Regions from separate parts of the Homo sapiens genome. Here region 1 is linked to region 2. The links are chromatin loops, found by intact Hi-C in ENCODE. Cell type or tissue: right lobe of liver. All regions are shown on one strand. Each heading gives the region's core, and the rest is flanking DNA. Links, peaks and the distances in the headings are about the cores only.

Region 1 (9,229 bases), core at 2,964-5,463, 53 kb after region 2:
CCATCACACCTGCTGCCCTCCACCTGTCACAGCTCAGTGGGGGATGGAGAACCCCCCACTGACCCACTGGAGGGTGCTGGGGTATCCCCATATCCTGCCAGCCCCCCAGAGTAGGGCTGGGTCCTGGCTCCTTCCTGCCACGCTGTGGGGAGACCCCAGCTGAGCTGCTTCCCGCATCCCAGAGCCTGTTCCCTAATAATTAAACCGTAAGCTGATTAGTCAAGGCAAACCTTTAATTAGCCCTTGAAATCATTCAGGAAAATTACAGCCTCCTTTCTGGGCACCCTGCCCGCCCTCCGCCAGGGTCCAGGGGCGGTACCAGGGAAGAAGCAGAGAATGGGAGAAGTGGCCTCCTGCCACCGCCATGAGGTCCTCAGCCAGCAAGGCTAAACCCAGGGTGCACGGCATCTTGTGGGAGTGGAGGGCACAGACTCCCTGCCACATCATGAACTACCCTGGGAAAAACCCCACAAGAGGTGGGCAAGGCGTCGGCTGGAAAAGTATGAACGAGAAGACATAAACAAATGGAGAGACATACCACGTTCATGGATTGGGAGACTCAGTGTCAGGTGTGTGCGCACGAGCACACGTACATACACTGACAACATGCTTGTCTAATATTTAAAGGGAATTACAAAAAGTCAAGAATGGGCTGGATGCCCATTACAGTGGCTCATGCCTGTAATCCCAGCACTTTGGAAGGCTGAGGCGGGCAGCTGGCTTGAGCTCAGGAGTTTGAGACTAGCCTGGGCAACATGGTGAAATCCCATCTCTATAAAAATACAACAACAAAAAAAAGTTTGAGAACAGGATGGCCAACATAGTGAAACCCCACCTCTACTAAAAATAAAAAAAATTAGCCCATTAGCCCAGGGTGGTGGCGTGTACCTGCAGTCCCAGCTACTGAGGCTGAGGAAAGAGAATTGCTTGAACCCAGGAGGTGGAGGCTGCAGTGAGCCAATCTTGAACCACTGCACTCCAGCTTGGGTGACAGAGCAAGACCCTGTCTCAAAAAAAAAAAAAAAACCTCAGGAATGGCTAAGACACTAGGCACAGTGGCTCCCGCCTGTAATCCCAGCACTTTGGGAGGCCAAGGTGGGCGGATCACAAGGTCAGGAGATCGAGACCATCCTGGCTAACACGGCAAAGCCTCATCTCTATTAAAAACACAAAAAATTAGCCAGGCATGGTGGCGCACGACTGTAGTCCCAGCTACTCCGGAGGCTGAGGCAGGAGAATCGCTTGAACCCGGCAGGCGGAGGTTGTAGTGAGCCAAGATCGTGCCACTGCACTCCAGCCTGGGTGACAGAGTGAGACTCTGTCTCAAAAAAAAAAAAAAAGGAAAGTGACCTGAACTGGCCCTTCCTTCACAGGAGTCTGGAAGAACAAATTGAAAGCTGCCCCACCTGACTGGCTACCAGAAAAACACATCAGACCACAGAGGAAACACCACCAGATCTACTCTAGTTTGCAAAATGGGCGAAGGACTTAGCATTGGTGCCCCCCTCACCTCCCAATCTGTGAAATGGGTCACACGGGTGCAGCTACCTCCTGGGATTTCAGGGAGGCCCAGGCAGCAGCTTGGGAGCACTGGCCGGGACACAGGGCCGGCACGCACAAACCCTCCATTCGTCTTTCCTATTCATCACCCTGAAGAGCTTCCCGGATCTAGAATAAGGACTCCCCGGGCCCAAGGTCACACCAGGCCTTCTCCTGCCTCCAAGCAGGGGTGCCCCAGATGGCTCCAGAGGCCAGGCTCCAAATGGGCGGCAACCGGGTCTGTTTATCCACCACCGCATCCCTGGAGGCCACACGGGTCAGCACTCCACCAAATTTGTTGGAAAAAAATAAACAATCACATTTATATTTATGTATCAGGCACCAGGATAAGTGTGTTAGGAGCAGAACTTCAGGAATGTCCAGGAACACCTGAAGCAGCCACCTTCTAGAGAGGAAGACACTGAGGCAGAGAGAGGCCCAAGCAGCTGTCAAGACTGGAATCCAGACCAACCCAAGAACCGACCTACCTGTCTTCCTTCAATTCCTCAAAGGCCCCCTGCACTCCCCCGCCGGGAGACCTCTGCAATGGCAGCTGCCTCAGCCTCCTCCCTTAGTCGAGGCCAAGTTCATCCTTCAAGTGGCATTTCCTCCTCAGGAAAACCTTCCCGGTGTGCCCCACCCAGGGCGGGTCCCCATTAGACGCTCTGGCAGCCCAGCTTACTACAGTTCAGTCAGTCAGTCAGTCAGTCAGTCAACCAGCATTTACTGAGAGACTACCACACTCCAATCCCTGAGAACATAGCAAGGGGCAGGGCAAGGCCCTGTGGTTCTACCCCTACCCCCATGCCCTGAGGCTACGTTATGCCGGGAGACAAAATAAACCAACAGACCCACATGTCATAATGGAAGTAACCATCATGAGGGTTACCGGGGGAAGGTGCTAGAGGGAGGGTGACAGGGGCTGCTCCTGGGGACCCATGGTCGGGAAGAAACATCTCCCCAAGGGGGCCACTGTCAGCAGAGGCTGACTGAACAGAAGGAAGGAGGGTGCTGCCTGCCCAGGGGGCAGCAAGAACAAAGGCCCCGGGGTAGGACCTGCCTGGAATGTTCCAGGAATGGTGGCAGGAGAAGAGGGAAGCAGGGCAGGCAGGAAAGTGGCCAGGTTGCCTGGGACCTTGCAAGCTTCTCTGCTGGGAGAGGTGGAGCCAGGGGAGGGTTCCTGCCCTGACCAGGTGTGCACGGCTACCTCTGGCTGTGTGCGGACAACTGTGGGGACAGTGGGGGAGAAGGGAGCAGGGAGCACGCCTCAATGGTCCAGGAGGGAGATGAGGGTGGCTTGAACTAGGGGGCCACGAGGAAGAAGGGTAACAAGGAAGGGGGGTAACGAGGAAGGGGGATGATGAGGAAGGGGGGTGACGAGGAAGAGGGGTGACAAGGAAGAAGGGTGACGAGGAAGAGGTGTGACCAGGAAGGGGGTGGCGAGGAAGGGGGGTGACGAAGAAGGGGGATGACGAGGAAGGGGAGTGACAAGGAAGAGGAGCCCGCAGCACCAGGTTACATTGTCATGTAGAGTGACAGGCTTTCCAGACACTTTGGATGTGGCGGGGGGGCAAGAGAGGAGTCAAGGTGATAGGGTGCCAGATTTGGAGAAGCCTAATCCCGAAACAAGACGAGGGATGGGGGTTCCTGTTCCCAAAATGGGGTCACTGTGGGAAGATGGGGGCCGGGAGCCTCCAGCCCGGCTTATCTTTCTGTTGCTCTGCAGTCGAGGTCTGTGTTCCCACTGGACTGAGCTCGGGGAGGGCTGCCTGTTGTTTGGGTTCACCCTTCAGTCGCTGGGCCCCAGCGCAAAGCTGGTCAAAGAATACACGCTTGGGCAGGGCGCAGTGGCTCACGTCTGTAATCCCAGCACCTTGGGAGGCTGAGGCAGGTGGATCCCTTGAAGTCAGGAGTTTGAGACCTGCCTGGCCAACATGGTAAAACCCTGTCTCTACTAAAAATACAAAATTAGCCGTGCGTGGTGGCACATGCCTGTAATCCCAGCTACTTGAGGGGGTGAGGGAGGAGAATGGCTTGGATCTGGGAAGCGGAGGTTGCAGTGAGCTGAGATCGCGCTGCTGCACTCCAGCCCTGGTGACAGAGCAAGGCTCCATCTCAAAAAAAAAAAAAAAAAAAAAAAAAAAAAGAATAAGCACTTGACTCCTGTCCACAGAATGGGTGAGAGTCGGAATGGACAGGAGCAAGGGGAGGACAAAATAACATGAGGGGCTCAGCCCGATGATAACCAGTGGTGTTACTTTTGCAGGAAAAAAGAATAAAAATGTTCCAAGGTCAACCAAAAAGTCTGACGGTACCAAATGTTGGTGAGGAGGTGGAGCAACTAAGATCCTCAGTCACCACCGCTAGGAGGATACACAGATTTGACCACCTTGGGAGGCTGTGTGGCAGCGCCCACTAAATCTGAAGCTACCCCACCCTCTGCCCTGGGCTACGCACTCCTGGGTATATTCCCTGAAGAAACGCAGGCACCGGCACCCCAGGAGATGCTACAAAGAGATGGCTCGCATCAGCGCAGCAGGAGATGGAGGAACAGAATATTATATGGGGCTGGGCACAGTGGCTCACGCCTGTAATGCCGGCACTTTGGGAAGCTGAGGTGGGTGGATCACCTGAGGTCAAGAGTTCAAGACTCGCCTGGCCAACGTGGTGAAACCCCCTCTCTACTAAAAATTAAAAAAAAAAATTAGCCAGGCATAGCGGTGTATGCCTGTAATCCCAGTTACTCGGGAGGCTGAGGCAGGTGAATCGCTTGAACCCAGGAGGCAGAGGCTGCAGTGAGCCAAGATTGCACCACTGCACTCCAGCCTGGGTGACAGAGCGAGACTCTGTGTCAAAGAAAAAAAAAGAATATTATACAGCAACAAAGATGAATGACTACAGATACACTCAGCACACAGATGGATCTCACAGGCCTAAGGGCGAAAGAAAGCACAGACAAGGACATACTGGAAGATTCCATTTATGTCAAGTTCAAAAGCAGGCAAGATGACATTCTGTAATTCAAGGATGCATACCTCATGGTAAAAACTATCAGGAAAAGCAAGGACACAGTGACCACCAAGGTCAGGAGAGCACTCACGACTGTGGTCGTGATGGACAGGGGTTATGGGCAGGCGGCTTTTGGGAGGTTGTGTTCTGTCTTTACCGAGGTGGTGGGGAAGCGTTGTTCACTTTGTAATTCTTTGCTAAACTTACCTGTGCATTTTATGCACTTTTCTATGGGCATATTATAATTGACAATTATTAAAGGTTTTTTAAAAGCAGTGGAGTTAGAAGCGCTGTGTATATATATAGCATTTGAGAGTCAAATAACGTGGGCCCAGGCTGCAGTGGAAGATTTGCGGGGAAGGGACGACAGAACTATGGAGGCCCCTGTGGGCGGCAGGGAAGGAGGGTTCCTCGGGAGAGAAGGACAGGGGCCTCCTGTGGGGAGGGCAGGGAGGGGTCTTCACCTGGGGACGGGTCTGTGGAGGGGCCAGTGGCCCGCAGGGTCCTACTTTCTCCCCATGGCCAGTGCTGACCGGTGACTGTGGGCGCAGTGAGGGAGGGAAGGGAAGGGGAGGGGGGCTGGCACCCCACGCAGCCCAGGAAGACCGGCCGCCTTCCGCCTCTGGGAGTGAAGTGTGGGAGTGGCAAAACCGGGCTGGGAAGTGAACTCAAAACCGCTGCACAATGCTGCTTTATCAGGAGTTCCCAGGACAGGTGGCAGGAGCAGGGAGGGTCTGGGACGGGGAGCTCTCTAGGTGAGGACCCTGCCCACCCGGTGCTCCCAACCCTCAAGGTGTCTGCTCGAAAGCTCCTGGGCAGCCTGCCTGGAATGCAGACAGCAGAAGGTGGGTGGGGGAAGCAGGAGGGAGAGCTTTGTAACCCTCAGGCTTAGCCCCGGGTAGCAGGGGAAGCGGCCACAGCGATTACCAGCCAGGCCTCCAGCATCCAAATCCCAGTTCCTCTTGCTCTGTGACGGGGCCAGGTCCCCCAGGCTCTCAGTCTCCTCCCTAGAAAAGGGAGATCCTAAGAACACGTGTGTCTTGGAGTTGATGGGAGGGTCCAGTAGGTTAGTTCACAGAAAGCACTCAAACAGTGCCTGCTCATATTAATAACATGGCTATTGGTGACATAGCTATAATATTAATAATACGGCTATTAGTAACGCAGCTAACAGTCTTTGAGCACTTACTATACATTTTGCCTGCCGAATATACATTTAGATCCTCAAAACAACTCTAAGAGTAGATATCATTAGCACCCTCATTTTACAGATGAGGACACCCGGGCACAGAGAGGTGATGTGACTTGTCTGGGGTCACACTGCTAGTAAGAGACAAAGCTGGCTCCGGAGGCCAAGCCCTTGACCTCTTCTGTGTCAGATGGGTTAGGAGCTCCAGAACGGAGCCAAGGTTTGAGTGCCACATCTGCCACGTATTTGCTGTGGGACTGCTGGCCTGTGCCTCAGTTTCCCCTTCTCAGAGAAAGTAAAATTATCAGGAATAGACAGCTCCAAGAAAAGGAAGCTCAAGATGGCTTTCAACAACACAAAGCTGTCCCACTTTGCTCTGATTAAAATCAGAACCATGATGAGACTGTTTGTCACCTATCTGACTGGCAAAGGTGAGAATGTCAGGTGACACCCGTCTATTCCAGCAAGGGAGTGAGGAAACCCCGGTGTCATCAGACACTGGGGGGTGGGAGTGTGAGCCAGACAACCTCCCCAGCAGGGTGAAACACTAACACTACCGGCAAAGTTAACGGGGCACCTGTCTCAGACCACGAGGCCACAAGCTCAGACTCACACCTAGAGACATATGCACAGCCACACTCAGGCGGGCGCAGCCCTGTTCACAGCACGGAAAGATGGGAATGGCCTGATGGCCATCAGCACAGAATGGCTGTGCTGTCCGTGGGGGCACGCGTGTGCGTGGGACACGAGGCGGCACTCTGTGTCCTGACAGCGAGCTTCGGAGTGGGAAACGCAAAGCACAGGACAGAATATAAACATGGGAAGTCCGCTCCATTTGAGTAAAAACAAAAGGGAGGGGCGGGCACTTGGGGGAACAAATATTTCAAGAAAGAAAGAAAAGAAACCGGGGGTGATGATGCTATCTCTGGGAAGGGCCTGGCAGGCGGGTGGGAAAGAGATTTGCTCGTCCCTGTACATCCTTTTGTGCTGTGTGCAGTTTTTCAGTGATTATTTAGGGGAATAGGTAATGCATGCACATGGAGGAAAAACGTGCTTTCTGAAAATTGAAACACGGGAAAAGAGAAACGAGGTTAAAAACACCTCCTCCTCAGGGTCTCTGGGTACAGCCACATGACCATGCTCATAGACTCACAGCACACGCGTGCCTGGCACGTGGAGCTGGGACCCCGGGCGGGGGGCTGGGGTTATTACAGCTCACTACGGGATGAGAACCCAGAGGGGGACAGGGTGCAAGGGACGGAAACCATCGAACGCACCAAGTTCAACATTTACCAAGCACTTACTGAGTGCTGAGCATCGGGCTAAGCACGACGCACACACATGATCTTCCGCCCTCCCACAGCCCTGAGAGGTGGCCACCAATACTCCCTGTAACAGGTGAGGAATCAGAGGCCCAGGGAAGTTCTTTGTCTCTTCCCCAGGGGCTCCCAGCTAGTGAAAAAGGCTAAGGGATGTGTGTGGACTGAGCAGCCCTGGCAGGGAAGTTCCACTGCCCCTCGGGAAGGCAGCAGATGGCCTCCCAGCCTGGGAAGGGTCGGGGCAGGACCGGAGGGTCCCAGGAGAGAGGCTTCAGTGAGCGGTGGCTTCTGTCGCATCCGCCAGCGCTGGCTCCCCTGGGATGGGAGAGTGTTCCCCTTCTCACCCTCCTCGGCCCCTCCAACCTTCCTGTGGGCCAAGGCGTCTGGCAGACAAGAAGCCTTGGCCCCGGATGGGTGACTAGGCGGGAAGGGTCCCACTTCCCTGGCCATGACTTGGAAGGAGGTTGCTTCCTGCTGGCAGCATGTGCGGGGCTGGGCTCGGTGATGGGAGAAACAGCTGCTGGGGACACCCCTGACCGGTGTCTGGCCAGGAAGTCTGGCTCACCACGAGCCAGTGGGACGAGGAGTAGATGAGAAAGGAAAGGGAGGCCCTGAGGGAGGTAGGGACCCAGCGCCCAGAAACTACCCAGGGGGAACAGGTCTCCACGGAACTTCTGTCAACAAAGGAGCCTGGGTAAGAACCAGCTGAACAGGAATCAGGCCTGTCTTGTCCGAGCCAGTTCCAAACCACGGGAGGGCAGCCCCAGTAATCAGTGACACTGAAGCCCCAAGGCCTGGGGTTCAATCCTACCTCTGCCACTGCCTGCTGTGTGACCTTAAGCAAGTCCCGTACCTCTCTGGGCCTCCTTTCTCATCTCTAGAGTGAGGATGATACTAGCACCTACTTCACAGGTTGCTGTGAAGATGAAGTGAGGTAACAGGGGTAAAGCGCTGATGACCTCAGCTGGCACGAGGACGCTCCTCCATCACTGTCCCCTCGTCTTCTCCACCCTCTTCTGCTTGGACTGTCACAGCAGCCTCCCCACAGCCTCCCTGTCGCCACCCCCCGCGATCCGTCCCCCACACAGCAGCCTGAGCAATCTTTATAAGGGGAAAACCAGATGTCACTAAAGCCTCTGATGACTTCCCATTATGCACAGAATGGAATCCACACACCCCACCTGGCTCTGCTAGGCCCTGCTGTATCCAACACCGCCTCCAAGCCTCTGACCCCACCCCCTGCTCAGCCACACTGGCTTCTTTTTTTTGCTTTTTTATTTATTTATTTATTTTATATTTTATGTATTTCTTTAACTGCTCTTTGCAGAGCAAGGCTACCACACAGTCAGGGTGCACAGCATAGCCTACACCGGCCTATCTGATGATCCTCGACCATTCCGAGGTCATTCCGACCCTCAGGGCCTTGGCACTTCCGTACCCATGACCTGTTACATTCTTTCCACCTCCTTCCAGCCTCGCTCATATGTTCTCATCAGTCAGATGTCATCTTATCCAGAAAGCCCTCCTCAACTCCCCACGCTGGGCCACATGCCTCCTCGGGCTTCCTACGGTCCCTGCGCCTCCATCCCAGTCCCAATCCCTCTCTGTGCCCCTCCCCACCATCCAGCCCCAACCCCTCTGCCTGGGTTTCCCCATCCCGCCCTGACCCCTCTGCCTGGGTTTCCCCATCCTTCTCTGACCACTCTGCCTGGGTCCCCCCCAGTCCCACCCTGATCCCTCTGCCTGGGTCCCCGCTCCCATCCCGCCATGACCCATCTGCCTGGGTCCCACCACCCCACCCTGACCCCTCTGCCTGGGTCCCCCCCACATCCCGCCCTGACCCTTCTGCCTGGGTCCCCCCCACATCCCGCCCTGACCCTCGCCTAGGCCTCTCCTTCACAGCCCTGGCCTCTCTGGGCTGTCACCGTCTGGGGACAGCAGGTCTGTCTCCTTCACTGTACTATAATCTACAAGGGTAGAGCTGGGCTGTGTTGGTTACCACTGGGACCAACAGTCAGATACACAGAAAGAATGTTACAAGGCCTCACCCATCCTCCAACTTTCACCTCCGTCCTCCCTGCCTCCCTCCTGAGAGGTTCGAATCAGTATAGTTCTCTTTCCCAGCTGTCACCCCTGGCACCTGCCCCCAAGGGCAGTTGGGGCAAAGCTGCAG
Region 2 (9,229 bases), core at 3,239-5,738:
CACAACCTACGACACAGTGACCCTGCTCTGAAGTAGTTAGCCAAGGGAAATGAAAACATTGTCCACACAGAGACCTGGTCACGGTACTTTTTCATAACAGCTGCAAACTGAGGGGAACCCGAGTGCCCAGCAACGAGTGGGTGCATAAACTAACTGGAATGGCCACAATGGAGCACACTTCAGCAAGGAGAGGAATCACCTTTTTTTTTTTTTTTTTTTTTTTTTTTGAGACAGGGTCTGGCTCTGTCTCCCAGGCTGAAGTCCAGGGGCACGATCTCGGCTTAATGCAACCTCCATCTCCTGGGCTCAAACGATCCTCCTGCTTCAGCCTCCCAAGTAGCTGGGACCACAAACACACACCACCAAGCCCAACTAATTTTTGTATTTTTTTGTAGAGACAGGGAGTCTCCTCATGTTGCCCAGGCTGGTCTCGAACTCCTGAGCTCAAGCAATCCTCCCGCCTCGGCCTCCCAAAGTGTTAGATTACAGGTGTGAGCCACCACGCCCAGCCCAGGAATGATCTATGGGTACATACAAAACACAGATGACTCTCAAACACATTGTGATGAATGAAAGAAGCCAGGCAATACAGTGATACATTTTTAAAATTTATTTATTTTACAAATTTTGTATTTTTTGTAGTGATGGGAGTCTCACTGTGTTGCCCAGGCTGGTCTCACATTCCCGGGCTCAAGAGATAGTCCTGCCTCGACTTACCAAAGTGCTGGGATTATAGGTGTGAGCCACTAGGCCTGGCCAGTGATAGATTTTAGAGCATAAAGAAAAAAGAAAGCCGGGCGCGGCGGATCACGCCTGTAATCCCAACGCTTTGGGACACCGAGACGGGCGAATCACCTGAGCTCAGGAGTTCAAGACCAGTCTGGCCAACATGATGAAGCCCTGTCTCTACTAATAATACAAAAATTAGCCAAGCGTTGATGCACGCCTGTAATCCCAGCCACTCGGGAGGCACGAGAGTCGCTTGAACTCGGGAGGCAGAGGTTGCAGTGAGCCAAAATTGCACCACTGCTCAGTGTCGCCTTGGCGACAGAGTGAAACTCCGACTCAAAGTAAATAAATAAACAAAAGAACAATAAAGAAAAAGGAAAGAAAGAAGCCAGACATAAAAGAGTACCGACTATGTGATTCCAGTTATCTAAAGTTCTGGAAAAAGCAAAACTAATCTAGAATCAGATACAGCAGGTCTGTAATTTCACGAGGCTGGTGGGGCTTAACTACAAAAAGGCACAAGAGTAAATGCTGTGGGCTGATGAGAAAGTTCCATTTTAATTGCAGTTGTCATTATATGGGTGTATACATTTGTCAAAATTCAGCAAACTGTAGATTTAAAATGGGCGTAGTTTATTGTATGTAAATTATACCTCAATAAGAAACAAAACAAAAACAGTATGCCAATTCTCTCTATGTTGCTAATAAGAAAGTATCTACGAGGCAGTTATTAAGTAGAAGAGCAAGATATGGAACAGTGGGCCTTGTGCTTCAAAATGGATGCCGAAGAAGAAAAAGAAGAAGAAAATATACATACATATATATATATATATATATATATGTATATAAAATGAAGATTTGTCAGATCTCTTCCAGAAAGTGACTCTGCGGGCGAGATCTGGTGGCGTCCGAGACAGGCAAGGTGGGGACAATGACTTTGTACTCTATGTCCTTTGAAACTTTTGGATTTGGTATCACTTATGCGTATTACTTCTTTTAAGTATTACACTTTTTTTTTTTTTTTCCTGAGATGGAGTCTCGCCCTGTCACCCAGACTGGAGTGCAGTGGCACGATCTTGGCTCACTGCAACCTCCACCTCCCGGGTTGGAGCGATTCTCCTGCCTCAGCCTCCCGAGTAGCTGGGATTACAGGCACCTGCCACCACACCCAGCTAATTTTTGTATTTTTACTAGAGATGGGGTTTCACCATGTTGGCCAGGTTGTTCTCAAACTCCTGACCTCAAGTGATCTGCTCACCTCAGCCTCCCAAAGTGCTGGGATTACAGGCATGAGCCACTGTGCCCAGCCTATTACACTTTTAAGTGTAATTTTTGAGACAGTCTCACTCTGTTGCCCAGACTGGAGTGCAGTGGTGCAATCTCGGCTCACTGCAACCTCTGCCTCTTAAGTTCAAGCCATTCTCCTGCCTCAGCCTCCCCAGTAACTGGGATTACAGGCATGTGACACCACGCCCAAATAATTTTTTTTTGTATTTTTACTAGAGACGAGGTTTCACCATGTTGCCCAGGCTGGTCTCCAACTCCTGATCTCAGGTGATCCACCCACTGTGGCCTCCCAAAGTGCTGGGATTACAGGTATGAGCCACTACATCCAGCCTAAGTGTAATTTTTTTTTTGAGACAGGGTTTCTCTCTGTCACCAGGCTGTAGTGCAGTGGCACCACCATAGCTCACTGTAACCTCAACCTCCTGGGCTCAAGTGATTCTCCCACCTCAGCCTCCCAAGTAGCTGGGACCACAGGCACACACCACCATGCCCAGTTAATTTTTAAATGTTTTGTAGAGATGGGGGTCTCCCCATGTTACCCAGGCTGATAAAAAATATAATTTTTATAAAGCAAACAAGGTCCGGAGCCTCTCATTGCTTTCTACCACCTGTTCTTTCAACAGATGTTTATGAGATGCCTTCAATGGCCAAGCCCTGTGCACTGGGGTGTAATGTGGTGAAAGAACAGACACCATTCCTGTCCCCACGGGGCTTGCAGCCTTGTGGGGGAAGGGATGTCAATTAACTAGTTACAATTCAACAAGTAACTAGTTAATTGACAAACAGCACTAAGTGCCTTGAAGGTGAAGAATGCGCTGTCAGGGCAGAGAAGAGCAGGTGGAAGCCTTGCCTAGTTGGGGTGGTCAGGGAGGGCTTCTCGGAGGAGGTGATATTTGAGCAGAAACCTGAAGAAGGGGAAGGAATTAGCTGCACAAAGGCCTAGGAGAGGAGCATTCTGGGAGAGGAAACAGTCAGTGCAAAGGCCTTGAGGTGCGACGGGGTTTGGTGGGTTGGGGAAGAGCACGGAGGCCAGTGTGGGGTGAAGAGAATGAAGGGGAGATGAGGTCAGACAGAATGGGGCAGCTCTTTGAGGGGGTTCTTGGGAAATCAAGTACTCCATGCATATATGTGAAGTACGAGGTATCCGCAGGGGTGATGCCAGGGGCAACTGGATGTACCGGCTGGAGTCTGAGAGAGGGGTCGGGGCTGAGATGAAAATCTGGGAAGCATCACCTTGTCGACAACCAGGGAACTAGATGAAATAATAAAAGCCGGCCAATGGCCGGGCATGGTGGCTCACACCTGTAATCCGGGCACTTTGGGAGGCTGAGGCAGGCGGATCACTTGAGGTCAGGAGTTCAAGACCAGCCTGGCCAACATGGCGAAACCCCGTTTCTACCAAAAATACAACAACTAGCGAGGCATGGTGGTGCATGCCTGTAATCCCAGCTACTCAGGAGGCTGAGGCAGGAGAATCGCTTGAGCCTGGGAGGCAGAGGTTGCAGTGAGCTGAGATAGTGCCACTGCACTCCAGCCTGGGTGACAGAGCAAGACTCCGTCTCAACAAAACAAAACAAAACAAAAAAACTGGCCTGGTGCAGTGCCTGTAATTATAGCACTTTGGGAGGCTGAGGTAGGAGGATGGCTTGAGCTCAGGAGTTTGAGACAAGCCTGGGCAACATAGCGAGACCCCTGTCTCTACCAAAAACAAACAAACAACAACAAAAAAAAACAGGCATGGTGGGAAGTGCCTCTGGTTCCACCTACTTCGGAGGCTGAGGTGGGAGGATCACTTGAGCCTGGGAAGTCGAGGCTGCAGTGAGCCAAGATCGTGCCGCTGCACTCCAGCCTGGGTGACAGAGACTGTCTCAACAAAACAAAACAAGTCACCTTGTCATACGGCACACACCCTTCTTGCTTTTTTCTGCCTAACAAGATGGTTTGGTGATTGTTCTCTACTGGTACAAAGAAAGAGAGCTGGGCCATCCCCAGGCCAGATAAATTCCCCTTCCCTGCTATTCTCTATCACACCCCATTCGTCCTTTCTTGCATTCAGCATGCTTTGTAAATACCTCTGTGCGTGTGGCTGTCACTGGATCACAGTCTCTCACCCTGCCCGAATGTCATCCTCACCAGGGCAGGGCCTTGGGCAGGTCTGTTTATTGTCTGTCCCCAGCCCAGGGCTGACCTGACGTTGCTCTGCTTGCTGGGCAGGGAGGGCAGGAAGGCCCGGCTGGGCGGCAGGAGGAAGAGGCTCTGACCCAGCCGAGGCACCGCTTCCAACTTGCCCAAGCCTAGCTCCCACTGCACCTGCTGCAAAACCTGTCACCCCCAGGAGTCAGCACGTCCTGGGGCCCAAGCCTGCTGGTAGAGGGGGAAGGGCAGGGGTCCTGGAGGGTGGGCACCTGGGGCTGGGGGAGCAGATCCTGGGCTCTCTATCAGGGCTGTGGAGGGTGGGAAAGTGCAGCCAGGTCGGGAGGGGGCAGGGGTAGTAGAAAGGTGGGCTGGGGTGGGTGCTGTCTGCCCCAGATACAAACCACAGAGGTTTGTGAGGTTGGAGGGGCAGTGAGCCCACTTCACCCTGCAGGGGGCGACAGAGAGGCAGGACTGAGGTTGGATAGAAGGAGGGAAGAGTGTGGACAGGGAGAGGCAGAGACAGCAACAAGATACACAAAGAGCCAGAAAACAGGAAGAGAGGGCCCCTGTAATCCCAACACTTTGGGAGGCCAAGACGGGAGGATCGCTTGAGCTCAAGAGTTCCAGAACAGCCTGGGCAACATGGTGAAACCCCATCTCTACAAAAAAGAAAAAAATTGGCCGGGCACGGTGGCTCACGCCTGTAATCCCAGGACTTCGGGAGGCCGAGGCGGGTGGATCACGAGGTCAGGAGATCGAGACCATCCTGGCTAACACGGTGAAACCCAGTCTCTCCTAAAAATACAAAAAAATTAGCTGGGCGTGGTGGCGGGCACCTGTAGCCCCAGCTACTTGGGAGGCTGAGGCAGGAGAATGGCGTGAACCCGGGAGGCAGAGCTTGCAGTGAGCCGAGATCACGCCACTGCACTCCAGCCTGGGCGACAGAGCGAGACTCCATCTCAAAAAAATAAATAAATAAAAAATAAAATAAAATAAAATAAAAAAATTAGCCAGGCGTGGTGGCACATACCTGTAATCCTAGCTACTTGAGAGGCTGAGGTGGGAGAATCACTTGAGCCCAGGAGGCGGAGGTTGCAGTGAGCTGAGATTGTGCCACTACACTCCAGGCTGGGCGACAGAGCGAGTGAGACCTTGTCTCAAAATAAAATAAAAAACAAAATAAAATAAAAAACACCAAACGACTCCAAGCCCCCTAAATGTCCAGTGACAGTGGCTGTTCCTATCATTCATGGTTCCTCTGTTCAATGGAATATTACACAGCCGCTAACAGGATCAAAATTGCTTTTTATGTACCAGCAGGGAACAACCACCAAGATACATTGTTAAGTAGGAAAAAGTAAGGGGCAGAGGGATGTGCCCGTTATGCCAACATTCAACATTTTTTTTATTTTTATTTTTTGAGACAGACTCTCTGTCGCCCAGGCTGGAGTGCAATGGCACAATCTCGGCTCACTGCAACTTCTGCCTCCCGGGTTCAAGTGATTCTCCGGCCTCAGCCTCCCAAGTAGCTGGGATTACAGGCGCAAGCCACCATGCCCGGCTAATTTTTGTACTTTTAGTAGAGACGGGGTTTTACCATGTTGGTCAGGCTGGTCTCGAACTCCTGACTCCAGGTGATCCACCCGCCTCAGCCTCCCAAAGTGCTGGGATTATAGGCATGAGCCACCGTGCCTGGCCCATTATGCTATCTGTATGAAGGAAAATACATGTCTGTATATGCATGTAAGTATTTCCTGGTACATGCAGACATATCTGGAAGGAAGCACAAGAAACTTGTATCAGTGGCTGCCTCTGGGGAGCAGAACTGAGAGGCTGGGCATGGGGAAGGAGGTAAGGTGGGAGGGAGGCTGATTTTCCCATTTATTCCCTTTGGGATCTTTTACATTTTGTACCATGGGCTTGGGCCACCTGTTCAAATAATGAAAAAGACTAAGCAGGAGAATGAAAGAGAGAGACAAAGGAAGGCAGAGACAAAGACGTAGGAGGAGGCTGGGCGCGGTGGCTCATGCCTGTAATTCCACCACTTTGGAGGCTGAGGCGCGCAGATAACTTGAGGTCAGGAGTTCGAAACCAGCCTGGCCAACATGGTGAAACCTCGTCTGTACTAAAAATACAAAAATTAGCCGGGCGTGGTGGCCTGTGCCTGTAATCCCAGCTACTCAGGTGGCTGAGGCAGGAGAATTGCTTGAACCCAGGAGGCAGAGGTTGCAGTGAGCCAAGGTCTCGACACTGCACTTCAGCCTGGGCGACAGAGCGAGACTCCATCTCAAAAAAAAAGAAAAGAAAAAAGATGCAGGGAGAGGAGGGAACAGAGAGTTCACCTTCGTATAATCCAGCAGTCCCCAAGCGTGGCTCTGAGCTGCCCCCGTGTCCCCCAAGGGCAGTCCAGGACCCTGCTTGCTGCCCCATCTCATCCCCCAGCCAACACCTCTCCACCCCAAGTCTCCATGGATCACCCTAGGACGACAGCCTCCCTTTTGGAGTCTGCGGCTTGGGGCCTGCCCTCCTTCCGTGACCAGCCACCTGGGAAGACACAGGCACTTCTCTGTTGGTAACTGTGGTCCCACAAGTGGGGTAGTGAAGGGAGCCCTGACCCACTTCTCAGTGCTGCATGGTGAGGATATGCAGGAACTCCCAGGCCCGATGCCAGGATTCGAATCCTGCCTCTATCACTTTCTGGCTCTGTGACCTCAGGTTGACATCTTTGTTCCTGTCTCTCATCTGTGAAACAGGCCAAGGAAGGTACAGTAGTTCCGCAGAAGGCGGCTACGAGGGTCATGTTTCCTGGGCTGCGATCACAAATTCCCAGCGTGGTGGCTTGAAACAGCAGCCATGTATTCTCTCAGTTCTGGTTTGTTGTTGTTGTTGTTGTTTTGAGGACGAGTCTCGCTCTGTTGCCCAGGCTGGAGTGCAGTGGTGCGATCTCGGCTCACTGCAATCTCTGCCTCCCAGGTTCAAGCAATTCTCCTGCCTCTGCCTCCTGAGTAGCTGGGATTACAGGTGCCCACCACCACACCCGGCTAATTTTTGTGTTTTTAGTAGAGACAGGTTTTCGCCATGTTGGCCAGGCTGGTTTCGAACTCCTGGCCTCAAGTGATTCACCTGCCTTGGCCTCCCAAAGTGTTGGGATTACAGGCGTGAGCCTCCATGCCTGGCTGTATTCTCTCAGTTCTGGAAGCCGAAGTCTGAAGTGCAGGTGTGGACAGGGCTCTCCTCCCTCTGAAGCCTTCAGGACAGATTGCTTCCTGGCCCCTTCTGGCTTCTCCTGGAAGGCCCCTGGCTTTTCCTGACTCATGGCTGCTTCTCTGTGTGCCCCAAATCTCCTCTGCATTTCTCTAAAGGACACTTTTCAGTAGATAAGAGCCCACCCGGATACACCAGGGTGACCTCATTTCCAGATCCTTAACTCAGGACACATCTGCAAAGACCCTTTTCCCAAATAAGGCCACACTCACAGATTTTCCGTGGACCTATCTTTTTTTGTGAGTGGGGGGGAATCTATTTTTTTTTTTGGTGGGGGGAACCTTTTCCTTGGGGGGTGGTAACCACTACAGGAGTTAAATGGCGCAAAACTAGGAGCTTAGCAAAGCCCCTGAACACAGCCAGACTTCGATCAATGTTTTTTGTTTTTGAGATGGAGTTTCGCTCGTTGCCCAGGCTGGTGTGCAATGGCACGATCTTGGCTCACTGCAACCTCCACCTCCCAGGTTCAAGCAGTTCTCCTGCCTCAGCCTCCCGAGTAGCTGGGATTACAAGCGCCCGCCACCATGCGTGGCTAATTTTTGTATTCTTAGTAGAGACGGGGTTTCACCATGTCGGCCAGGCTGGTCTGGAACTCCTAAACTCAGGTGATCCACCCACCTCTGCCTCCCAAAGTGCTGGGATTACAGGTGTGAGCCACCTTGCCCAGCCCATTCTCCCATTCTCAATCCTGGCTGTATGTTAGGATCACCTGGCTTATTTTTATATTAAATACCTGTGACCAGGCCCCAAGCCACACAAAAGGGAGTTCCCCTTTGCTTAGAGAACCAAGCCTCAGTGTGGCCTTCAAGGCCTTCATTTCTCCCAAGATCTGCAGTTCATTCATTCTTTCCCTCACCCCTCTCCCTCCCCAGTGGCAGCCATGCTAATATGCAAATGAGTCTCCTAACCTTGCAAAATGAGGACCATTGTTTTATGTCCATAATTTGCTATTTATACACCCAGCCTTGTATTATGAATCTTATTATTGTTTTTCTTACCTGCTGTCTGGACAGGAATTTTGGGGGTGCACCCCTTCTGTTTAGCCACCCACTCCCCTGGGGTGGACATGCCCCTGCCTCCAGCTCCACCCCACAAATAATGCTACAGTGAACGTCCTCATCGACTCTTCCTCAGGTCCAGAGAGTTTCTTTGGGAAGTCACCCGGGTGTGACTATTGGAATCATTGGGAGATACATATGTGCAACACTTGACTAAGCTGGATCTGTTTTTATCAGACTCATGGTGTAAAATACCGCCGCACGGTTTGAACGTGCATGTCTCTGATGACTAACGAGTTTGAGCAGCTGTGAACACCCTTACTGGGCTTTGAGTTCTTTCTTCTCTAAATTGCCTGTTCATATCCTTTGCCCATTGTCCTGTTATGGCTGGTCTCTTTTTCTTGTTAAGAAGATATCTTATCAGTGCTAGACTCTGCAAATATTTTTCCCCATTCTGATACCTATTACAAATGAAAATTATTTTTTTTTTGAGATGGAGTTTTGCTCTTGTTGCCCAGGCTGGAGTGCAGTGGCGTGATCTCAGCTCACTGCAACCTCCAACTCCCGGATTCAAGCAATCCGCCTGCCTCAGCCTCCCAAATAGGTGGGATTACAGGCACCCGCCACCATGCCTGGCTAATTTTTTTGTATTTTTACTAGAGATAGGGTTTCACCATGGTGGCCAGGCTGGTCCTGAACTCCTGACCTCAGGTGATCTGCCCACCTCGGCCTCACAAACTGCTGGGATTACAGGTGTAAGCCACCGTACCTGTTGTTTTTTGTCTTTTTTTTTTTTTGACAGAATCTCACTCTGT

The links. A loop is a pair of places that touch in the nucleus more often than their neighbours do. Peaks named below come from ENCODE experiments on the same cell type or tissue, not always from the same donor. Only the 100,000 strongest peaks of a DNase experiment are listed, where the experiment ranks them.
Region 1: it touches region 2 in a loop (2.0-fold over the local background); 93 of 110 quality-filtered maps call a loop at or near these places.

The regions. Positions count from the first base shown.
Region 1 is chr19:39,129,781-39,139,009 of GRCh38, reverse strand. All of the region lies in intron 1 of PAK4 (p21 (RAC1) activated kinase 4), which reads right to left. It overlaps PAK4-AS1 (PAK4 antisense RNA 1), which reads left to right and starts at 2,447. Exons shown (of 2, transcript XR_007067254.1): 1 at 2,447-2,588; 2 at 3,806-4,823. RefSeq lists enhancers at 3,124-3,869, 5,943-6,523, 6,524-7,105. In right lobe of liver, for the core only: no CTCF peak of the experiment used is centred there; no DNase peak of the experiment used is centred there; H3K27ac peaks cover 527 bases.
Region 2 is chr19:39,182,799-39,192,027 of GRCh38, reverse strand. It overlaps a transcript of PAK4 not described here. Among named protein-coding and RNA genes, the nearest start is that of NCCRP1, 9.6 kb to the left of the region's middle. In right lobe of liver, for the core only: a CTCF peak has its summit at 4,604 (motif pointing right); a DNase peak (open chromatin) is centred at 4,607.